Linked DNA regions of Homo sapiens: region 2 is linked to region 1. The links are chromatin loops, found by intact Hi-C in ENCODE. Cell type or tissue: transverse colon. All regions are shown on one strand.

The links. Peaks named below come from ENCODE experiments on the same cell type or tissue, not always from the same donor. Only the 100,000 strongest peaks of a DNase experiment are listed, where the experiment ranks them.
Region 2: it touches region 1 in a loop (5-fold over the local background); 2 of 110 quality-filtered maps call a loop at or near these places.

What each region holds. Positions count from the first base shown.
Region 1 is chr10:22,277,209-22,279,708 of GRCh38, reverse strand. No RefSeq gene overlaps it. Among named protein-coding and RNA genes, the nearest start is that of COMMD3, 38 kb to the left of the region's middle. In transverse colon, no CTCF peak of the experiment used is centred here; a DNase peak (open chromatin) is centred at 1,515; H3K4me3 peaks cover 437 bases; H3K27ac peaks cover 831 bases.
Region 2 is chr10:22,181,139-22,183,638 of GRCh38, reverse strand. No RefSeq gene overlaps it. Among named protein-coding and RNA genes, the nearest start is that of EBLN1, 36 kb to the left of the region's middle. In transverse colon, no CTCF peak of the experiment used is centred here; no DNase peak of the experiment used is centred here.

The DNA of each region.
Region 1 (2,500 bases):
GAGGAGGTGTGAGCTATAGGTATAACATTGGGAGCTGTCAATACAGAGGAAGTTTGTCAAGCCTAGAGATTACTTGAGAACGACCTAGGAAAGAGACCAATTCAAAGACTGAGCCTTGGGGTGCATCAACATGTAGACTTAAAGGAAAAAAGCATCAGGAAGAAAATTAGTGGAAAATCACTGCCATGTTTGGAAGGAGCACAGGAGGATCTTGTCGCATTTTTAAACTAGATTCATCAGTTTCCCAAGACCATATTCTCTTTGTTTACTGAAAACTTGGCAGCCGTGTGTAAAGTGGCATTGTTTCTTTTCACAAACAAATTAGAGCCCATTTAGTACTGTGTTTGAGTGCTATTAAATATTTAGGTAATCAGTTGTAGGACTAATTGACCTTTGGGGATGTCTTTGTAGCCCCTTCTAGAATGTCAAGTGTTTTGTTTTTAAATAATAAAAAATTGTTCCTTGAGAGTATGCAAATCAAATTCTCAGTCCAGTTAATTACATATTAGTGTTTCGTTAAGTAAATCTGCTTAAGGCGAAATTGCTCTACAGTCAGTTTTAGCGAGTAACCAACTGATATTCGGGGTCATAGAAGGTCTTTAATGCAGGAATAATGTGAATCAAGGGAAATGTCTGTGAATTATATGGTAAGAGTTGTCTTTTCTCTTTGCATGGAGGTTTTCCAGCTAATTGAGTTCATTACTTGTCCCATTAAAGGAGATTAAGTATGTCAACACTGTAGCTGGATAATAGAAGGTCTGTAGCAAAAGTACAGCTCATGCTAAAGTTCAAATCTTTATTTCTAGGGAACAAGATATAGAGATAACAAAGGGAATGAGGAAAAGGAGGTTTCAGCATTCCAGACCGAATATGAAAAGAGGCTCGGCAGGCGACAGGGCATAGCCAAGAATGAAAAAGGTGGGGGAAATCTCACAAGATATTCTCCACTTCTTCAGGTCTGTCCCTCTGTTAGATACATTTCTGTTCTCCTCTCTTCCCCATCTTAGTAACCTCATAACACATTCACCATGAGGCGGGAAAATAGGGTCTGGATGCAGGAAAGCTAAGGCCAGATTCACACTTCAGCTATAACAGGAAATATCCTCTCCATAGGGCATACAATCAGGAAATGTCTTTGTAACTTCACTTCATCCTCTTCATTTACATAGGGTGTACCCTAAGTAGAGGGAATTTAAATTCACAAAAACTGTAACAGGGCCTTTGTGCCCCTATGCTCACTCCCGCTGCCCGCTCGAACACTGTGGAGTGTACGTTCTTTTTTGTTTGTTTGTTTGAGATGGAGTCTCGCTCTGTCGCCCAGGCTGGAGCGCAGTGGCACTATGTCGGCTCACTGCAAGCTCCGCCTCCCGGGTTCACGCCATTCTCCTGCCTCAGCCTCCCGAGTAGGTGGGACTACAGGCGCCCGCCACCACGCCCGGCTAATTTTTTTGTATGTTTAGTAGAGACGGGGTTTCACCATGTTAGCCAGGATGGTCTCGATCTCCTGACCCCGTCATCCGCCCACCTCGGCCTCCCAAAGTGCTGGGATTACTGGCGTGAGCCACGTCGCCCGGCCGGAGTGTACTTTCATTTTCAGTAATCCCTTCATTCCTTCCTTGTTTTGTTTGTGCGTTTTGACGAATTCTTTGTTCAAGATGCCAAGAACCTGGACACCCTCCACCGTTAACAACCATGCTATCCCACCTGAGTAACTCTGTTATTTTACTAGCCAGAATATTCCTGCTAAGGAGCTATACCAAGGACACACATGTATTGTGCATCGTAGCCAGACGTTGCCTTCCTGCTGCAGTCTGTATACATATGAGCCAGGTGTGGCAGACACTGCTATTGGCTCCCAAATCCATTCTCTCCCTTTCTCTACAGTAACTCTGGAATTTTAGCAGACACAGACCACACAGAATAAACATTACTTTTTCCAGGCTCTTTTGCCATTCCATTCTGACAACATACCCATTTTGAGATTTACAAAAAGTTTTGCCTCTTCCATGAAACCTGATCCGAATCCTGTATCTGAAAGGTGATTTTATTCTTCTGTGAATGATCACAGGATTTTACCTGCACCTCTGTTATGACATTTATAAAAATGTCTGATACACATTCCTTAACACTTTTTTTTGAGACACAGTCTTGCCCTGTCGCCGAGGCTGAAGTGCAGTGGTGTACGTATAGCTCACTGCAGCCTTGAACTCCTGGCTCACGTAACCCTCCTGTCTCAGCTGCCTGAGTAGCTGGGACTACAGGCGTGGAATCCCATACCCAGCTAATTTTTAATTTTTTAAAATTTTATTTTGTAAAGTTAGGATCTCTCTGTGCTCCTCAGTTTGATCTTAGACTCCTGGCCTCCTTCACTTTGGCCTCCCAAAGTTCTGGGATTACAGGCGTGAGCCACTGCACCAAGCCACATTCCTTAACACTTCTATCTTGTAAGCTCCTTGGACACATGAACTGGATTTGGTTTATGTTCCATAGCCTCATATCA
Region 2 (2,500 bases), 96 kb after region 1:
CTTCTGGAAAAAAGAAAAACAAAGTGAAAAAGAAAGCAGGGTGAGTAAAATCTAGTGAAAAAAAGAAGGGCTTGAAGAAGTAGACTCTGTTAAAGCTTCTGGATTTTATTGTGGGTGCAATTATAAACCAGCGAAGAGTTTAAGACAAGGCTATTACATAACCTAAATTGTGTTTTGAAAAGATTATTATGCTTATGAAATGCAAAAGGATTGGGAAGGAACAGAGTAATTCTAGGGAGTCCACTTTGGAGGGAAATTTAGTTGATCAAGTGAAAGAAAATAGTGTCATAGACTAGGGAGTTTGCCTTGGAGGTGGAGAGAAATGGAATATTTGGATTAGTGCATCACACCTGTACACCATTTTATTGTGTGTCTTAGGAACAATAAGATAAGAAAAATAAATTAAGAGTACAGGACTGGAAAGTAAACAATAAAGAATGTCATTATTTGCATACCCAAAAGAACCTACAGAAAAGTTAGACATAATGCGAGAGTTTAGTCTAACTAAACTCTTTCAAAAGTTAGAAGTAATGTCAGAGTTTTTAGGAAAGTGTCTAAACACAATATTTAATTTTAAACTGAGTGGAGGAAGAAGTGTAGAAATGAAAGGTAACAGTTAGAACATAGAGGGATATAGGTTTAAAAGATAAGAAAAAAGGGAGAAAAGAGAAAAAAAGGAAGAAAGGAAAGAGGTAAAGACAAAAACCATTATAGTCCAAGTAGTTGAACTAGAACTACAGAAACTCATGGTGAGAAGGGGCATACATGAATTAGCGTCATTAATATGATGCCGTTCCTAATCTAGGTGTGTCTTGGCCGGGGGTTATTGAGGTGAAGAAGTCACTGAAGATGAGGCAGCTAAGGAATTGAACAGCTTGTTGATGGGTCACCCAAGGGTATGGTGAAATGACTCAGGATGATGGCAGGATTTGGGATGGAGAAAGCCTGAGCAAAGCACTTAGTCTTTCATGAATGAGGGGTGGTAACCAGGGGACAGTAGGAGATTGCCATGGAGAGAGGAAGAGGGAGATAGAAGCAGATCATTGATTCTCAAAGGCACAAGAGTTTTACAAAAGGGAGAGGAAATAATATGCTGGTAGTGATGATAGGGAGAAAGAAAGATGTTTAGATGGGACTTTCACTTAATAGGACTGTAGAAGACACGGTATCCCTGAGGGATGACTCTGTTATGGCAAGAAATAAAAAAGACCATTCAGAAAGGATGCTAAAAATAGAAGAGATTTTGTTCACTGTAGGTCAGAATTTTGAAAAGCACTTGACCAAGTGTCAGTGCATAGTAGATGCCTAATACATATTTGTTGCTTGGATTCATTAATTAATGATGAATGCAGTAGAGAAGGCTGATTCATCTTGAGCCCATAACCCTACCCAGCTTGCATGAGTGTCTCAGCTTTGCTTGCTTTATTTTAAAACTCCCTTCAAACATTCTAAAGATCCTCAACTCTGAGTCCAAGAGACACTGCCCATCTTGGAATTCTTTGTTCCTATATATGGCAGAGGGTAAGTGGTTGTAGTCAAAAAGTATACATTTTCTCAGCATTATCTTATAATAATTATTATTCCAATAACAGGGTTCAATCTGATTCTCATGTTTCTGCCAAATTAAAAGTATTCAGTGCCTTTAAACAGTACCTCATCTCAGAAGTCTTCATGCTTATTTTTATTTTTCTCCACTGTCATCCTGAAATGCTTTTTGAAACACATTTTTAAAGTTGTATCTTAGTCTTCAGACTTAGTAATATACTTTGTTTCTGTACATGTGTCAATATATAGCATCAAAAGTCCTCTATAACAGCTATAAATATTTATAAATCCACTATTTTCCTGAGGTGAAAATTGACCATTGGAGGTTAATAAATCTTGGCTTTACCTTGGGGTAACATCTCATTAAACCAATAATTAATCCTATAAAAAAGATCTATGTTTATGTCTTAAACCAAACCTTTGAAATTCCAAATGATTTTTTTAAACCACATACTGCCTTAACCCTCTATATCTTAAACAAAATATGCATTATTTCTAATGGTGGTATTTATAGTTTACTTTAATACGTTTTCTGACAGCTTTATTGAGGTATAAATGACACACAGTAAAATGTACATATTTAAAGTCTACAGATACTCAAGAAATTATCACCACAATCAAGATAATGAATTTATCACCTCCAATAGTTTCTTCCTGTCTCTTTCTATTCTTCTCTCTCTAACCCTCCTTACAGTCTCAGGAAACCACTGATCTGCTTTGTATTACTATAGATTAATTTTGCACTTTCTAGAATTCTATATAAGTAGAATCATAAGTATGTACTTGTCTTTGGCTTTTTTCACTCAGCATAATTTCGAGATTTGTTGATATTGTTGGATGTATCAGTAATTCATCCCTTTGTATTGCAGAATAATACTCTGCTGTATGGATATACCACAACTTATTTATCCATGGTGGACACGTGGATTGTTTTCAGTTTTTGGCTATGAAAAAT